Regions from separate parts of the Mus musculus genome. Here region 2 is linked to region 1. A link is a loop called in an ENCODE intact Hi-C map of the cell type or tissue named here. Cell type or tissue: heart. All regions are shown on one strand. Each heading gives the region's core, and the rest is flanking DNA. Links, peaks and the distances in the headings are about the cores only. Region 1 holds the start of Pfn1 (profilin 1). Region 2 holds the start of Dlg4 (discs large MAGUK scaffold protein 4).

The links. Hi-C counts contacts between places; a loop is a spot of excess contacts. Peaks named below come from ENCODE experiments on the same cell type or tissue, not always from the same donor. Only the 100,000 strongest peaks of a DNase experiment are listed, where the experiment ranks them.
Region 2: a loop joins it to region 1, with 2.5 times the contacts of the local background. A loop is called at or near these places in 2 of 42 quality-filtered maps.

Annotation. Positions count from the first base shown.
Region 1 is chr11:70,650,262-70,659,576 of GRCm38, forward strand. It overlaps Rnf167 (ring finger protein 167), which reads left to right. Exons shown (of 9, transcript NM_027445.3): 8 at 503-583; 9 at 661-1,160. The coding sequence ends at 953. It overlaps Pfn1 (profilin 1), which reads right to left and starts at 4,389. Exons shown (of 3, transcript NM_011072.4): 1 at 4,088-4,389; 2 at 2,526-2,718; 3 at 1,586-1,960. The coding sequence starts at 4,219. The coding sequence ends at 1,863. Eno3 (enolase 3, beta muscle) reads left to right here and starts at 6,915. Exons shown (of 12, transcript NM_001136062.2): 1 at 6,915-7,006; 2 at 7,611-7,697; 3 at 7,904-7,999; 4 at 8,128-8,186; 5 at 8,334-8,403; 6 at 8,767-8,900. The coding sequence starts at 7,613. In heart, for the core only: no CTCF peak of the experiment used is centred there; DNase peaks (open chromatin) are centred at 3,860, 4,880, 5,660, 6,310 and 6 weaker places; H3K4me3 peaks cover 7,787 bases; H3K27ac peaks cover 6,738 bases.
Region 2 is chr11:70,016,199-70,025,513 of GRCm38, forward strand. It overlaps Dlg4 (discs large MAGUK scaffold protein 4), which reads left to right and starts at 1,005. Exons shown (of 22, transcript NM_001370675.1): 1 at 1,005-1,035; 2 at 1,224-1,322; 3 at 1,588-1,628. The coding sequence starts at 1,017. In heart, for the core only: a CTCF peak has its summit at 4,771 (motif pointing right); DNase peaks (open chromatin) are centred at 2,363, 3,383, 4,703, 5,453 and 5 weaker places; H3K4me3 peaks cover 5,521 bases; H3K27ac peaks cover 5,697 bases.

The DNA of each region.
Region 1 (9,315 bases), core at 930-8,929:
TTGAAGGATTTTTGAACCCAGTGAGTAGATAAAGGGTTCAAAAAAGAACCGGAAAGGTGCCACCTTTGCTTGGTTAAAAAAAAAAAAAAAAAAAAAAAAAAAAAAAAAAGATGACCAACCAACCACAAGCAAAGGAGGTAGGGTAGAGCAGGCGCTGGAAAGCAGAGATGAACAAAGGAAACTTGACTTTGTGTGTGGGGTGTAAGAGGTGTAAGAGCCAGAAGAACTCAAAGCAAGCAGGTGAGGGGTTGGGTTATCTAGACTTGGAGCCTCCAGTACCATATAAGGCTATAGCAAACGCCTCGCCCCTCCCAGTTCTGCTTTCCCCTCCTACCCCCCCCCAACTCACTTCCCTTATCTCTGCTTGTCCCCTCTAGCCCCAAGATTTTATGTGGTGCCCTAAGTTTGCACTGGCTTGGTAGAAAACGGGGCAATAAGACTTGTACAGTGAGTTTTCTTGGGCGTGACTGCCAATAGTTGAGTGAATCCTTTCCTTTCCCAGGAGATGAATATGACGTCTGTGCCATCTGTCTGGATGAATATGAGGATGGGGACAAGCTTCGAGTACTTCCCTGTGCTCATGGTAAGGCCCACATGTGCCTGTGTCTGTGTTCCTGCCCAACCTGCAGAGACCAGCCTTTCATATAAACCACTCCACAGCTTATCACAGTCGCTGTGTGGACCCCTGGCTCACTCAGACCCGCAAGACCTGCCCCATCTGCAAACAGCCTGTACATCGGGGTCCTGGCGATGAGGAGCAGGAAGAAGAAACTCAAGAGCAAGAGGAAGGCGATGAAGGGGAGCCAAGGGACCAACCTGCTTCAGAATGGACCCCACTCCTGGGCTCTAGCCCTACTCTTCCCACCTCCTTTGGATCCCTAGCCCCTGCTCCCCTGGTCTTCCCTGGGCCCTCCACAGATCCCTCACCTCCTTCATCTGCTGCCCTGGCCTGACACCCCCATACTTGGTACCTCTGGTGACCGTCCTATTTGCACAAACTCTTTTTCCAGTCTAATAAGCTGAGGGTGAGGGATAGGGGACATTCTACCCCAGGTTCATGAACCCAGCCTCATCCTTTTGAGGGGGCTAGAAGCCATAGGGACATGGTTTTCATTTCTTGGATTAATAAAATTGGTTTTTTTTTGTGGATGAAAAAAAAAGGTTAAGATCATCTTTACACAGGTGAAATTCTGGAAAAATAATCACCTCATAGGATGAACTTGTCGGGGAGAGCCCTAGCTGCATTTGCTATGACTCAGGGAGGGGAGCCCCACCTACACAGGATGACTCAAGTGGCCCTGCCTCACCCGCAGGCTTGGACCCATTCTCTGGTCTGGATGGCTATGTTCCATTACATACTAATTCAACTGGACCTGAAAATGGAAATACCACTATAGAGGGGCCTAGGTCACATGACTAAGTACACAGAAGAATGCCTACTTAGTTTAGTCCTTGGGGCTTAGAAAAGGAAATAAGACTGGAAATAAGAGTTCATTCTGGACACAGCCAAGAAGCAGGTACCTAATTGAGGTGGGTCACTGTGCTTGTCTCCCAACTAATGCCAAGTGCAAACCAACACAGGTCCTTGTTAGTAGAATCTTTTTTTATTCAGAAAAAAAAAAAAAAAAAAAAGACCAAAAAACAAAAAATGAAACCCAAAAACAAAAATTTTCCAAACACACACAGGAGGGGGTATGGGTAGGGGGAGGTGTCTGTCCATCCAGCCCCAGCCCCCAGCCCATGTGGTTTTGGCAGCAATAAGGGAAATGGGGTAATGGCCCAAAAAATAATGGTATGTGTGTGTATGGAAAGAAGGGGGTGCAAAAGCCAAAGGGAACGGTGGGGGGAAGGGACAGATGAGGTCAGTACTGGGAACGCCGCAGGTGAGAGGCCATTTCATAACATTTCTTGTTGATCAAACCACCGTGGACACCTTCTTTGCCCATCAGCAGGACTAGCGCTGGAGGAAAGAAAAAGGAAGCTAGGACCCAGGTGTCACAATTCAACCCTGCCAGCTGTTCAGCAGCTGTCTGGCCCCGGGGGTTGTAACCTAACCTCAGCCCTCCTAACCAGCCCTCCCCCCCTTATACACAGGCAGGCTGTCAGTCATCCTAAAACAATAGAGCTTTTCAAAGAAGGAAAAAAAAAAAAGAGCTTTAAGAGTAGTAAAGAAAAAGGCAAAATTTAGAGGTCCTAAACTTCCAGGCTGTAGGTGGCTAGGAACGGCTGTGATGCGCTTCCTACCTCTCAAGTCTTTACAGAACTGGAGATTAGAGCCAAATGCTGACTTAAGATCCCAACTGCCCTAAGCAAACTAATCTCAAAAAAGCTCAAAGCAAGAAGGGACTTAAGAGGTAATATAAGTTTTAGTTTCTTTACAAGCTGGGGAGCCAGAGTCAGAACCCAAAGGACCATCCACGGTTCCCATAACCAGCAGAGTAAATACTGTTATGCAGCCTTGACACTGAGGACACATAAAGTGACTAACAAAAGGATTTCAAAGCTAGAGAATCAGTCAAACTCACTCTTGGCAGTCATGGTGACAGTGACATTGAAGGTGGGGGCTCCTCCGGTGCTCTTGGTACGAAGATCCATTGTAAATTCCCCGTCTTGCAGCAGTGAGTCCCGGATCACAGAACATTTCTGGCCCCCAAGTGTCAGCCCATTGACGAAAAAACTTGACCGGTCTTTGCCTACCAGGACACCAACCTCAGCTGGCTAAAAGAATTAATCACCTCATTAAGTTAGTGCACCTGCATAACTTGTCCTCTTATGTACTGTGGAGCTGGAGTTGAGGGTGCTTCATCCACACCACCAAAAGTTGGGGGGAAAACCCAGTACTGTGGGTATTGCAGAGACCGATCATGGTCCTAAAGTCTGGTAAATGGGTCAAGGAGGAAAAAGTATTCCTCTGAAGTCTTAGATGTTCATGCTTAATAGGGAAAGCAAATGCTGGGTACCAGAAATCGATCAATGATCGAGGGGGAGCCTTTGGATGCTCAGAACAGCCCTTCAGGAAAAGCAGAAGCAAAGAGGGGAAGGGAGGGGGTAGGAAGGGAGGAGAAGTAACTTTGTCCTTATTTGGTCAAAGGTTCTGCAGGCGTTGTTAGGAGCCCGGACGCCTGGGTCTCCGGGTAACCTGGAGTTTGGGTCCAGGTAGCTATGCCCCAAGATAAGGAAGCTGACCCCGGGGGCTCTCTAATTAAGTTCAAAAAGTTTATTAGGGCAGGAGACTAGTCTGTGTGTGAGTCTAGACATCCCAGAGAACCTTTCTCCTTCTCCCCCTTAAACCCCCAAACCCCTATATCCGGTACCCTCCCGCCCGGAAATCCCCTCCCCCCATTCGAACTTCCGCTCCCCCTCCCCACTTCCGGGCAGTGTGGTCAGGGAAGGTGGTGGTAGGGACAGCAGCAACCTTATTCCTTCACTTTTACCGTCTCAGAACTTCTCACAAAGTTCCCCTACGCCGGGCCCGGGCGGATGGCGGGAAGGGAGGGCGAGGGGACTTCCGGAATCGGCCTCCCAGGAATGTTGAGGCTAACGTGCCGACTTGGGGGGTGTGTGTGTGTGTGGCGGCCTCGCCCTCTCTAACGGAGCTGGGAGGGGCAGGGTGGCTACCGAGGTCCGGCCCGGGCCCAAGGCCACGCGCCTGGCGCTCCCATCAGCGTCAGGGGGAACAATGGTGGAGGGAGAGCGAGCATTCGGCCCGAAGGGGAGTCCAGGCTCCGGAGCCCCTTATCAATCATAATCCCGGGCTAAAACTGCAGCGCGTGCCCGCCCCGCCCTGGAGGAGGCGGAAGTGGGCCGCCGCACCGGCCGCCGCGCCCCTCCCCGCCCTGGGCCCCGGATGTAACGCCCGGTCGCAGAAAGCGGGGCGGCGGGCGAGATGGGCGCCGCCGCCGAGGGGCGTAGAGCCCGGGGAACCACAGAGGGAGCCAGTCTCACGCAGCCGCCATTCGCCCCGCCGATGGGAGAGGACCGGATCACGGCCTCCCGCTGCCCTCGCTCGCCTGCGCCCGCCCCCACCCCAGTCCCCCAGAGGGTCTAAGGCCGGTCACTGCTCGGGACCGCACGAGCCTCGCAGTACCGTAATGCTAACGAAGGTCTTCCCGGGGACGGCGGCCCAGACGGAGGGCGAGTCCTTGTAGCCTACGATGGCCGCGTCCTGACAGGTCCCGTCCGCCATAAGGCTGTCGATGTAGGCGTTCCACCCGGCCATGGCGCTGCTGCTGGGGCTGCTCTGCGGGCTGTTGCTGGGATCGCGGGCTCGGGCTCGGGCTGGCGGGCGGGGGAAGGCAGAGAGCTCGGGGCACGCGCTGCCGTCCGGAACGCGGCTCTGTTAGCTGTGCAGCAGCCCTCGCACCGCCACTTCCTGCTCCTCCCCCCCCCCTCTAGATTTTTATTTGCAAAGGGCGGCGGGGCGGGGCCTGCGCCCCATTCCCTCCCTCCATCCTCCCCCCCCCCCCGCCGGGCCAGATAGCGAACTTTTGCAAATGCAATTTTTAAAAAACCCTCCCCCCACTTTGCAAAATTTGCCGAGTTCGATGGAAAGCCACGCCAAAGGCTATATAGAGTGGTGGTGGCAGGAGAGGTTAAGGTTAGGGCTCGCTCCGATTCATCCTGAATACCACTTGGCTATAGAAGGAGGAAGCCAGAGGAAGCAGGGAAAGAAAAAGAAAAAAAAAAAAAAAAGAAAATTAGTAAGGTTGAGCAAGTTGAAGTGGGTTCGGGGAACCCAGGGTTAAACCGAATCATTCCTCCACCCCCCAACCCCCACCTCCGCGGGAGGGAAGGAACGGCGGGCGGCGGCGCGTGCGCCCGCGCCTGCGCCGGGGCAGTGAGAAGCCAGCGCGTGGGGCGGTTGGGGCTAGCGGCTTGGCTGCGTGAGCGCGCGCCTGGCGGGACACATTTGGACCATCCGAGGAGGGAAGACGCGTCCCCAGCAGTCGGGACGGGCAGACGCCCCGGGTTGGGCCCTGCTGCCTTCTCCACATTTATCTAAACGATAAGGGAGCAAAAGTGAAATCGATATAATACTCTAGTCATTTTCAGTACTAAAGGTCTCTCCAACCAGGGCACCTGTCCCAACCGTCTGCCATGTACAGCGCACACGTTGGGTTCATTCGAGCGCGTCCCTAGATTCCCGAGGAATCATTCCCTTCGCTGGATCCGCTCCAGCTCAGCCTCGCCCCATGCCTGAACCCTGTCTACAGAGGTCACTGAATAGGGGCGCCACCCGGGTGACACGACGGGACTCATTTTTCAAGGCGGAAGAATACTAAAGTACCAAGGATGACAACTTTTATAAGAAGAGGAAAGTCCCCTCTACTTTGGACGCACTGGGGCTTTCTTCTTTTCCAGAAAAACTTTTGCTAAGTATTTATGTGCGGTCAGCTCACTCGCCGCCGAGCAGGTCTAGGGGCGAATGGCAGGCCACTGAGGCTGGAGGGAGTAAAGGAGTCACCCGGGACCCTGGCCTCCGAGGGGCTCGGCCGCTTCCGGTCCCTCGGAGGAGGGGCGCCAGGGTGTGCAGCCTCTCCCAGTGGAAGTACTTGGTTCGCTGCCTTTTGGAGCCGGGTTGGGTTCCCTGACGTTCATCCCCAAATTCTGGCTCCCCACGCCCCCCAGCCGAGGTTCTTCGACAGCCGCGTGGCTGAGTCACGGGCGGGGCCGCGCTGGGGCACGTGGCGGCCTGCGCCCGCCATCCCTTGACCTCTGATCTGCGCGCCTCCTGCCCGGGGGTGGAAAAATCCCGCAGGGAGCGGCAGGAGATAAGAGAGGAGGGGCGGGACAGGGACGCCACGACAGGTGGGGACCCTAGGGTGGAGGCAAGGAGGGCGACCCCGTGGGGAGGGCCGACGGGGAGGAGCGCTCGAGAGCCGGCCGCCGCGTGAGTCACCAGCTCCAGCGCCGGCGAGTGAAAAGATGAGGCGCCCTGGGAAACCAGCCGGCCCGCCAGGCTCCCACAAAACGCGGAGCAGACCCCACACTAGCCCTAGACCCCTAGACCTGCTAAGGCGGAGAGAGTTACCGAGTGCAGAGATTCACTTCCTGCGGTGCTGCAAATGGATGGACAGAGTGGCCACAGGCGTCCAAGAGCTTACAAAGGGTCATCCCCTTTTCACGTCCATTCATGGTTTTGTTTTGTTTTTTCCATTCGTGATATAACACCATTCTTTGATAGGCAAGGATTGAGCGCTGAAGCGCCCACAGTCGGTGGGGAAAAGGGCTCCTGACCACTTAGGCTTCACGCAGGAACATAAATGCTGTCCCAGCAGTATCTTTCGGGCGCCAGGCCAGCGCTCAGTGCTGGTCTATATTCGTCTCCTGGCCTCTCATCGCTCATCACTGGCCAAGAGAGGATAGGGTGGAGTGGTGCCGGAATGGCTGTTCTGAGGACCCTGAGAGGTGAAAGCGCAGGCCTTCTTTGGTCGAGGGGTGTCGACTTTAGACCACAGAGCTTGCTCAGCATCACTGATGCCTTCCCCCAACTGTGTGGCCTGCACCGCCTGCCTCCGAGTGAGTGGAGCACGTGTCAGTCTTGCAGCCCCCTTCCTAGGCCCCCTCCTCAGCCTGCAGGGCTCAGGTTACCCCTGGCCTTTCTAAAAGGGCACTGGTTCCTCTTTAACCTTTGCAAGAGTGGAATGTAAGTTTGAGGGGAAAGACCCTCCCATCAGAAACCTCTCTCCAGCTTTCCCAAAGAGTGAACCTCAAAGTAGAGACTTTTATTGGGGGACAGAAAGAGAATGCATAGGGACAGTCAGTAGCTTTTGAGAAGGGGGTACACGCCCCAGGGCCCCAGGTCAGGAGCTTTTGCTTCGGGCTGCAGTGGGCACTTGGCTGCCTGCCTGTGGAGGGGAGGAGGATGGAATGAGAGAGGCGGGGCTGGCTGGGGGACAGGGTGGCTTGGAGATAAATGCCCAGTCTGAGAGGGGGTGAACTGACACTGTCCCAGCTGCTACCTAGAGGAGACACTCCACTCAAAGTTCCAAGGAAGGCTTTCCAGGTTTGGTAAAAGGTTACATGGTGTGCAGGAGTGGGGTGGTGCTGGCTTGGAAAAAGTGAGGAGAATTTGGGCTTTTTTTTCTTCCTAGGACTGAGGGTACTTGAGAGAGGTCTGGTTGGAGGAAGCAGAATTAAAATACTGAGGGTTACTGACAGATACAGGAAAGAAGGCTCTGAAGAATGGGAAAGTAGATAAAATACAGTTGAGCCAGGCAGAGAGCCTGGGGTCTAGGAGGACTTGGGAATGGGACAATGGGAACCAGATAGGTTTGAGGGGGAGGAAGATGTAGCAAGCAGAGTACTTAATCATAAAGTGCAAGAAGGTGTAAGCTCCGTGAGGTGTTCAGGGAGTGGTGTCATCTTGGGAGTTATAAAGTTATGAACCCTCGATTCTCTTGATTGGAAGGGTGGAACAAGAGCTGTTCTGAGTGGGGGGGAAGGGACCAGTCTGCCTTCCTCTTTGGTCTGTGACCTTTTTATGGGGTATTTTTAGCTCCAGCACCTGCCTTCTTCGGGTGGAGAAGACTCTTAAAAGGGCAAGGGATTTCTAGTTCCTTAAGGGATCAACTGTCCACTCTTGCTCACTCACATCTCCTGTGGTGCAGCCATGGCCATGCAAAAAATCTTCGCCCGGGAAATCCTGGACTCCAGGGGCAACCCCACGGTGGAGGTGGACCTGCACACAGCCAAGGGTAACACAGGCTTGTTTTGCCTCAGAAAACCCTCAACCTCGTCCTGTCCTTCATCAGAGATTCCCTCCCCTCCCCCCTTCTCTTCCTGGCTCCAAGGCTGGGGGAAGCAGGGGTTTCTCTGTATTTACTCCTATTCTTGGGTCCAGGGGAGGTGACCCCAGGCCTTTGTGGGTGGACTCCTTCTGATCTGCAGTTCCTCCCCCCAGGTCGATTCCGAGCAGCTGTGCCCAGTGGAGCTTCCACGGGTATCTATGAAGCACTGGAACTCCGAGATGGAGACAAAGCACGATACCTGGGGAAAGGTGAGCCAAGACTAACCCAGCACGGAAGGAGCCCGTGTGGGCTGACTCAGGACAGGGATAGGGGACTGGAACTCAAAGCCAAGGGCCTAACCCGCTTAGAAATCTGAACCCCATTCTCTGGCCTCCAGGAGTGCTGAAGGCTGTGGAACACATCAACAAGACTCTAGGTCCTGCTCTGCTGGAAAAGGCAAGTGGAGGAGCCAGCTCCCCCTTCCCTCCTCCCTGTGACCCCGTGCCTTCCCTCAGGTAGCCCCACTCTGAGCATTCTCACTTATCCTTCATCCTGCACATTACCTGACTGAGTCCTGAGAAATCCCACCTCTGCCTCTTCCAGAAACTAAGTGTTGTGGATCAAGAAAAAGTTGACAAGTTCATGATTGAGCTGGACGGGACCGAGAATAAGTGTGAGTGAGGTGCCAGAGGTGGGAAGGGTGTGGGGTACAGCGAGGGTGGAAGAGAAACCACTGACAGCTGCCCGGGCTCTTTCTGTCCCACATCTTGGGGCACACCGTAACTGGGTAGCCTTTTATTCATCCCACAGGCATTTCCTGAGGCCTGGCAGAAGACACATGTGAAACTCTTGGCCCAGGGATGAGGGGGTGAACTCCCAGAGAGCCACAGGCCAGGAAAGAGAGATGAGTTAACAAACTCTTAATGTTGAGTGGTCTAGGAATCTTCTTCCGGGGGTGACCAGAGGAAATATCCAAGGACTTAAGCCCCAAACCTGTAAGAGTCCTCATGCTTTCTCCCCGCTTGCCTCCCTCTAGCCAAGTTTGGGGCCAACGCCATCCTGGGTGTGTCCCTGGCTGTCTGCAAGGCTGGAGCAGCTGAGAAAGGGGTCCCTCTCTACCGACACATCGCAGATCTTGCAGGCAATCCCGACCTCGTACTCCCTGTGCCTGTGAGTGTGGCTGTGCTGAAGCTCTAGGACAGCTGCCCCTCCCTAGCTAGGAATGTTTCAGCAGCCCCCACCCCCACCCCCAGAAAATCTACCTTTTCAGATCCTGCTTTCCAAAGAAGCATTTCCTGAAATGAAATCTTTCCTACTGTGCCCCAGTCCCTCCTTCGTTCCCACCATCTAAAGCTAAGCCTCTGAGGCTTCCGTCCCTCGCCAGGTCCCTTCCAGGCTCAGGCCATTCCTGTCCAGAGCTCATTCCGTCTCCTGTCTCACTTTCGCAGTCAGTCAGATTTGAAAGCGTCTTCAGGGCAAAGCTCTCAGTACATCTTTGTATTCTCTGAGACTACTTGAAACATTGCCCTCTTAATAGTAGCCCCTTGAATTTTGCAGAAAGAGCCCCAAGTGTGCAAAGTCCTGG
Region 2 (9,315 bases), core at 596-8,595, 630 kb before region 1:
TTTCTGAGACAGGGTTTCTCTGTGTAGCCCTGACTGTCCTGGAACTTACTCTGTAAACAAGACTGGTCTTGAACTCAGAAATCTGCCTGCCTCTCCTTCCCAAGTACTGGGATTAAAGGTGTGCGCCACCACTGCCAGGCTAGTTTTTTTGTTTGTTTGTTTTTTAATTTATGTATGTGAGTACACTGTAGCTGTCCTCAGACACATCAGAAGAGGGCATCGGATCCCATTATAGATGGCTGTGAGCCACAATGTGGTTGCTGGGTATTGAACTCAGGGCCTCTGGAAGAGCAGTCAGTGCTTTTAACCCCTGAGACATCTCTCCAGCCCTCCCTTTTTTTTTTTTTTTTTTAGGCTTTAAAGGTTTATTTTAAAATTTTTATATATATGAGTGTTTTGTGTGTATATATATATATATATATATATATATATATATATCCCACCAAGGTCAGAAGAAGGCATTAGATCACCTGCAACTGGAATTACATACAGTTAGCTGTACACTGCCATGTATGTGGACACTGGAGACTGAACACAAGTCCTCTGCCTAAGAGCAACGCATGCTCTGATTGCTGAGCTGTCTTGAACCTCATCTAAAAGTCTGCTTATGCGAGTGTGCACTCACATAAGCCCTTATCAGAAGACAACTTCCAATAGTTCTCTCCACATTTATGTGGGTCCCTGATGACAGGCTTGGCAGTGAGTTCCTTTACTCAGTGAGCCATGTCACTGCCCCCGACCCCTTCTCAGTATGGTCAGGCCTGGGGAGAAAAAGAGCTTAACTCTGGGTTGCTGGGACTGCCTTAGATAAAATCCTCTTTCCCACTCACAGAAAAGCAGCTAAATTATGCCTGGCATTTGGGAAGGTACACTATGCGGAGCAAAGTGTTACCTGGTGACCTGGGGAAGAATGGAATCTAGACCGATTGTCCACTTTACTAGCTACAACTGCGTAGGCTGAAGGCAGCTCAACTTCAATCTTGGCGGATTAGGGAGATTAAATCGAGAGAAGAGAGATGTCCCAGAGACCAAGAGGTGAAAAAAAAAAACCAACCCGGGTCTTTGAGGGGGTGATCTGGATCTGGGATGGGGGCCCAGGGGCTCCTTCTCTTCCTGAATCTATCCATGGTGTCTGGAAAAAGAAGACAAAGGCTGGGAAACCTTAGATGACTAAGTGGGTAAGTGGCTTGGTCTCGATCCTTTGTCACTTGCTTTTTTACCAGCTCCCAGGTCAGCCCTCTGGCTACTGGCCCCCCCACTACTGCGGTGGGCACCTCCCCTCCTCACAGTGCTGCACAGTGATCTCTTCCAGGCCTTGCTGGGTGAGTAAGGCTGGTGTTCTGAGGGGCCACAGTGGACAGGGCTGGCCTGTGGTATGGGGTCAAGCATTACAGGTTCTAGGCTGGTTGGAAATACTCAGAGCATCTAGTCCAGGCTCTCGCTTGTATAGAGCCATCACACTGTACCTCCTAGCAGCATCCATCCTAGCCGGAGGAGCCTCTCTTGACACACAGAAGCCAGGGGTAGCAGGGGTGGCCAGAGGGCCCCGGGATTTGGGAGGGTGACTTAATTCTGTTCCTGTGACAGACATCCTGGACTATTATGAGGCTTGTATCTCAGAGAGTCAGGTAAGGTGATGACGGTGGGTGCCTGGCTTCCTGACTGCCTGAGCTGGCAGGACTGGAGGGACAAGAGTACATTCTTCTAATTCTAAACTGAGACTTAGGGGCCCAGGCAACATGATCCCTAGTACTGACTGAGGAGTTGGGGCACCAGCAGTGCTGTCTGTGGGCAGCCAGCCCTATGCCCTTTCTCCTTTCTTCTCCCCTTTCTTGCATTGCCCCAATTTCAATACCAGGAAGTCCAGGTCATACTTAATTACTTTTCAGACTTCTTCCTGTGACTCCTAGGGGAGAACTAGGTCCCCAAGATTCTCTACTGCCAGCCCCTCCCTCAACCCCTTACCCCACGCTATGGCCTCCCTCCTGCACTCAACCAAGGAGGGATGCTCCCCTCCCAGCTGTGGGCTTTTTTCCTCTAAGGAGGAATTCCATCCTCCTCATCTTTGCTGTCATCACCGAGGTTAGCCAGGTCTCCATGTTTGCCGTAGGGCCTCTCTGCTTGTGCTTCTAGCTCCTTTCCCATTATCCGGGTTCCTGCCAGCAGTGAAGGAGTTAACACTGCCAAGGCACCCCCCCCATTCTGGCTCCTAGCTCCCTCCCTCCCTCCCCCTGCTTCCTCTCTCCTCCTCTCTCCCCTTCCCTCCTCGGCTCCGCGGCTACATCGGCCGCTGCCATCTCCAACCCCCCCCACCCCACTCCCCCGCCACGGCCCCTAGCCCCTGGCCGTTTGGCAAGACCCCCGCATACCCCGGGGCTTCCCGAAATCCAGTTCCCCTCCCCCATCCCAGCTCATGCCCCAGCCCCAGAACTCCGGGGCTGCCAGCCCCCTGTGCCCCTACCCCTCCTGAGAATCGGGGTGTGCTCCTCAAGCCCCCTCCCCTCCACTGGGGAGCCCCTTTTAGGGTCCCCCCTCCCTTCCACGCTCCCCTACCCTTCTCTTCTCCAACCTTCTCCTTCCCCTCTCACCCCTCCCCCCATCCTGGCCCCCCCTGCAAAAGTGGGGTGCGGAGGGGGGAGGGGTGAGAACCCACCGAGGGGAGGAACAAAACTCCAATGAAGTCAGAGCCCCCTACTCGCCGCCGCGGCCAGGCCCCCCAACATGGACTGTCTCTGTATAGTGACAACCAAGGTAAGCATGATGGGGAAGCCGTGGGGAGGGGGAGTAGGTAATGAATTTGTGGAGAAGGGTTAGGTAGGCCTTATCTAGGGCTGCAGGCACTGGAGTGAGAGCCTCAGAAGTAAGATCTATTAGAGGGGGTCACAGTTTAGTTTTGGGGTTCACATCTGAGAAAAGGATGGATTTGGCCACAGGTGCCTCCTGGAGTGATCATTTTGTACCTATAAGGAAATGGAGAATCTGGTGTTTGGGGTGGCTTGGTGAGCTTTAGTGTTCACCAGCAGTGTTTTGAGGGCAATTTATTTAAGGAGAAGCCTGCCTGCCTCACATGGGAGTTCTGCTCATATATGTGGGAAGGTGGGCTATGTGAGTGTGCTGGGGGGGAGGGTTGTCTTCCTTTCTGGGCAAAAAAGCTCATTTTGAGATACTGACCAATTTTTGGGGGGTCTCTTGGCATGAGGGTAAAGGTTACTGGTTGTGAGTGTCTGGCTTGTATGGCGGTGTCAACTAGCAGGTAAGGGTGGGCCTTCAGGTGGTAGAACATCTTGTGCTAGACATGTTTGGGATGCTCCTGCTTTGAGGGAATTGTACATTGAGGGTTTAATTATGTGGAATAGAGTGACCTGGGAGTTGTCAGAGGCCTGAGGCCTGATACAGCCTTACCTGAGAGAATGGACCAGGTGGGATTAGGATGTGGGGTACTCCCCTGGGAGCTAGAAGCTTGCAACAGCTGAGGTTGCCATCTCCTAAGAAGGATGAGGTTTGGGGTAGCAGGAGAGAAAGAAGGTAGTTGAGGACCATGTGGGTGGTACAAAATTTGGGGGTAGCCCAGGCAGGTGCCCAGTATTCCCATCTCCCACATTTTATCTAGCCCTGGTCAAGAGAACAGAAGAACAGATGCGGGGGGGGGGGGGGGGCAGGGGATGTTACCCTTACTCTTGGGAGGACTCCTGGATCTCAGGAGGCTTGTGAGGTCAAGAGGCCACTGGGGTAAAAAGGTGTAGGAAGAGGGCAGGGCTGGGGGGGCTGGAACCCATACACGGGTACAAGGGTGTCCCTGTGATCAGAGCCTGGAAAGAGTGGGATGGAAGCCCAAGGAGCTGAGGCCGTTTGCTCCCAGACTCTGGGACTGGCAAGCTGGATGCCTGGTGTGTGGAGGGAGGCTTGGGCGGGTGGCAGGCAGCTGGGGGTTGGGGGGTGGGACAGGAAGTGGGGGCCGGGGGAGGCGGGGTCCGTGTGAGTCACAGGCTGGGGAGGGGGTTATATTTAGTGGGAACTGCAGCTTCTTATGGGAGGAAGCTGAGGACACACATGTTCCTTGCCACAAACTCACACATGTGTATACACATGCATTGTGCACGTGTGGACATGATTAGAGACTGGGGACTGAAGACTTTAGTTCTGTATCCCTCACCCCATCTACAGGGCTGCTTGTTTTTCTCCTGGTCTGTGGGTTTTGGGCGTTCTTCCAGGTTGCTGGCTCTCTCATCCCCTGTAGTTTTCAGTACATTTTTGTGCCTCAGTTCTTCTGGCCCTCTTTCAGTCAGTGTCTGCCTGTGCTCTTTGTGTCTCTTGTCCTTAGGCCTAATCCTTGGCCTTGGCAACCTAACTTGTCATCACCTTTGTGCAGATAGGAAACCCATTGGAATATGTGGGTTCTCCTAACGCATGAGCACATGAAATCCAGTAAGGGTGAGGGGCTCCGCAGCACTGGTTAACTATTCTGGGTGGATGCATTTATTCATTTTTCTGCCCCAAATTCCTGTGTGTTCGATGGAGCACATGATTGAGCAGCCCTGAAGGTAGGAGGCTTGTAGAGAGGATCATATGCATTCGGGTCTTACTGGTTTGGAGACCCAGGTTTGCCACATTCATTGGCCAGAAAACTTGTCAGCCTCAGGATGGAGGGACTCCAACTCCCATAAGGCCTTGAGGTACTAGATCCTTCAATGGTAGCGTGTGGTTGTCCACTGGACTGTTGGGAGTTGTGGTTCCTCTCTATCCAGGCCAGTGGAGGGTGGCCCAGGAGAAACCAGCAGGGGGCACATGGCTTCTGCCCTCCGCAAATGCTGGGGAGTGGGATTAGGAGTGCTCAGCCTTTGTAGTCACCGAGCTCTCCTGGTCTGTTTGATAGCCCTCCCATCTTTCGTTGCCTATATTTATAAATTGCTGCAGTAATTTAAGGAACATTTTTGAATACTTAATATATGCTCAGCTCTGTGCTCTGTGGAAACTCTGCTTTACAGCTATCACTGAGTCTTATTCGGTACCTAGATCTCTGCCAGTATCTCTATCTCTGAGCAGCTTTCTCCCACTCCGCCCCCGTCCCTCCCCCTTCTCCCCGCGCTGCTGCCGCAGTTGCCATAGTAACCAGCGACGACTGAAGTTGCGTGGCGGACTGGAGGGCAGGGCGAGGGTGGCGGAGGGCGGAGCAGAACAAATGGAGGCTGGGGGGAAAAGTAGGGGAAAAATAGGGGGCATTTGGCCAGGGCCCTGGAGGCGAAGTGGTTAAGCCCTCTGGGTGGTCCTCATTGGGCAAAACTGAGGTACTGGGGGCGGGGCAATGTATCCAATAGCTTCATTCATTGGTCGGCAGGGGCGTGGCAGAAGGATAGTGTGGGCGAGGCCGGGGGAGCAAATGGGCGGGAAGCGGAGGGAGGCGTGGTTTCATGGAGCAAGTGGGCGGAGTCGGCTTACTCTATCGGAGGAGGCGGGCAACAACCCTCAGAAAGGGGAGGGCCTAGGTTGACAGACCATGTCGAGGGCGGGGCTGACCCGGGAGGGGCGGGGTGTGGTTCCTGTATGGATAGGAGACCCGGTTCGTGTGGCCGTAGTCCCAGTAACTGCGGGGTGCGGGGGTCTTTGGAAAGGAGAATCCGTGGGTTGGAGATATGACGTCTCAATTTTCCTAAGATGGAGGGCTGTTCAGATTTCATCAGAGTTACCCTCCTACCTCAGCTCTCTGTTCCAGGGAGACAGTTGCTAGGCGACGGCAAAGTCCTTGATTGCTGCGTTGCCAGGCAACGGGGAAACGGAAAATGGAGGGAAAAAGGAAATGAGGGATGAAAGAGGGTCTTGATAGTCCATAGTGCCTACTGGTGGAGAAGCAGGGCCTATGTATTTTCTAGACTAAAAAAAAAAAAAAAAAAAAAAAAATGAGTTCAAGTCCGTTCTGCATTGGTTCTTTCTGAGGATCCATGCATTTTATTTAGGTAGGAAACTAGGACATTGACGGGGTTTTATCTTGGGGGCTTACCTAACAGAGGCCGATAAGTGCAGGGTTGATATGCTATAGAGGCCATTAACGCCTTTTGCCCTGGGTGGGAATTTTATGTTCTGTAGACAGCTGATTTGGGGAGAACCCTCATGAGAGGGGTGAACATTCTCTGGGAGAGAGGTTTGCAAGTTCAGGAGTTAGGGAAAGGATAGAAGACTGAAGTGATATGGAGCAATTTAGGGTATTCTGAAAGATTTGTGGGTTACTGTAAATTGCAGTCCAGATCATTGGTGAAATTATTATTTTGAGACAGGTTCTCACTCTGTAGGCCTGGCTTGCCTGGAACTCACAGAGACCAGCCTGTCTCTGCCTCCCTAGTGCTAATGACATGCAACACCACGGCTAGCCTGAAGCTTTGCTTTACACCTTTGGATGAAAGAAGATATATTGGGAGCAAATCTTCCAACAAAAATGTAGCTCAGAATCAGAGAAAGGATGTTAAAGGATGGGGTAGAGGGACTAGCCAGAAAATAAGTAATTTAAGAATTTGAGGGGTAAAGAATAGTAAATTCATGCCAGTAATCCCAGAACTTGGAGGGTGGAGGTTGGGAAGTGGAGGCAGGAGAATTAGGAGTTTCTCAAAGTCACCCTCAGCTACATAAAGAGTTTGGGACCAGTCTATGTTACATTGAGACTCCAGCCTCCGAGAGAGAGAGAGAGAGAGAGAGAGAGAGAGAGAGAGAGAGAGACACACACAGAGAGAGAGAGAGAGAGAGAGAGAGAGAGAGAGAGAGAGAGAGAGAGAGAGAGACTGGAGCTGTCAAGATGTGAGTAAAGGCATTTCCTGTCAAGTCCGAGAGCCTTAGTTTCATCCTTGTAACTCATGTGATAGAAGGAGAACCAGCCCCCTAAAATTGTTCTCTGACCTCCCCATGAGTACCATAGCACACACAATTGTGTGCTCACACGCACAAATAAAGGTGATAAAAATTTAAGCAAAAGAAAAAATATTTCTTAATATAGGGCAAGGGTTTGGAAAAATTTGAAGAAACTGCGATGGGATTTGGAAGGTTTGCTTTAAGGCAGATTAAATAATACTCAGAATTGGGTTCTGGTGAGGTTTTGGGGGTTGGTATCTTAGAAGGTCCAGTGTATCATTCAGTTTAGTGATTTGGATGAGGAAACTCCAGACAAATTTGAAGAGGCTTTGTTTGGACGTTCGTGTTAGCCAAGGGTAATACATTAATGATAAGGTCATTAGTGGTGGACTGGGGGGACAGATAAAACTTCTAAAGGAATGATTTAAAGGGCATATCGAAATCCGTGGTTCTTTAAACTTGAAGAAGCAGTGTCTAGTTATGGGATGGGCTGCAGGGACACTATCAGAGATGCTTCGGAACCTTATGGGATGTTTACAGTAAAAAGGCTTAGGGTGGGGGCTTGTGAGATCCCTAGTGATTCTCGGAAGTGATACAGAGAAATGCTGCTGCCTCCCCTGTACCCTAGGAGTACAGTACTAATGAGATACCCAGTGGGTTTTGTAATAGAAGGCCAGTGTTTCCGGGATGGTGGCGAATTAGGTGAAATAAGGGGTCCCTGAGAACCAGAGAGAAGATGCTAATTTTCCCAGTGTCATTATCTGTAGAGGGGTCGAAACAGGAGTATACCCTGGGAAGTAGAAGACGGTAGGGAAATAGAATCGAAAGAAGTTGGTAGCCAAGAGGGTCTCCCCTCACCCTTCTCTCCCATCATGACGCTCTCCCGTACTGCGCAGGCGCCGCCCCCCCTTTCCCTGGCCGCAGCCTCCTGTCGCCGCGGCCGCCGCAGCCCCCGCCCCCTCGGCCCCTCCCCCTCCCCAACCCAGCACCCTTGCTATCCCACCCATACCCTCCCCTTAGTCCCCCTCCCCTTCTTCATGTCGACTCGGAACAGATTCGCCTCCATGTGTCTCTGCGTGGTACGTGCCGCGGTACGGGATCTGGCCCGCTTCCCCATCCCAGACCGCCCCCCCACCCCAACCCCTCAATCTCAAGAGCTTCAAGTGCTGTTGCTCTTCCCTCAGCTTGGCGTGGGGTCTCTGGGTCGCAACTTCTTGAAAACAGACGCAGTGGGTTGTACCTCTTGTTATCCACTTTAACCCACACCCCTGTATTTTTGGGGTGCAAGCCCCGGTTCCAGGTCATTCTGTGCAGCTGGGGCTTTGAAGGTACGGGGAGGAACCACAGGGCCATCATCTGTGACCCACCCTCAGGTCTTGTCCTTGTTTCAAATCCTAATATATGGGGGGTTCAGACTTGCCCCAGTAGCATAGAGTGCCTGCTAGTCAGGGCCCTGCATACCAGTGGGTTAGAGATGTGTCCTCCTTCCTGTTTGGTTTCAGCTGCTTTGTAATCCAGGACTGAGAGGGGTCGACCTCCCAGCCCGGTGTTTGCAGCGTCAGAGTTGTTCTACCCTGCAGAGTCCTGAGGGCTGTAACGTTCCGAGGACTGACCATAGGCCTTAACTCTTCCATTACATTGTGAGAACTCTGGTTCTCCATTCTGTGGTCCTCAGTCCCCACACGTCATCCCCCAGTCTCCAAAGCCTTTTTCTTTAGTGTCAGATGTAAGTCCCTCCCCACCATAAGGATGGAACAGGGAGATATGGGGATCACCATAAGAAAAGATCTTCTTTGGTTCTTGTCTAGAATAAATGCTTGTCTCCCTTCGCGTCTCCATTTTCTTTAGTGCGCCTGGCCGTTCCTCGGATTTAGAAGTTTCCTGTTAAGTGGGGTGACCATGAAGGGACACTGGGCTCTGGTTCTCCCCAGTCTCCAAAACTTGGGAGGTGCAAGTTTTGCTCCTGTTTAATTTATCTTGCAGGGAATTCAGGGCAACTCCTATTGGCGTTTATCGTCTGGGGCATTTATCCCTCGGCTTGTGTGGTGGTCAGAATGGACCTGCTCATTCAGAACTGCTAGTCCTCCACAGCTCAGCCTTCGAGAAGGGCTATTATGCCTGTTCTCTCCTTACCTTCCTTCCTCTTTTTCTTTTGGGGCAGAAGAGGGTTAAAATAGGGTTCTGGCTGGTCCTGAACTCAATATGTAGCCGTGGGTGACCTTGAACTTCTCAGCCCTCTGCCTCTGCTTCCAGAGCACAGAGAAATTTATGCATATACTACCAAGCCGGATTCTCTCCTCTCTATTCTCCTTCCCCATGCTACTGACACTGAGTTTAGCGTTCTCTAAATCTGTGATCCATATTTGGTGAGTCCTGTTTCCCTTCTTTAAAGCTCTTCAAACACGAAGAGTGTTTTTATTTGCTTATTTTATTTATTGAGACAGCGTCTTGATATGTAACCCTACTTGGTCTGGAACTTTC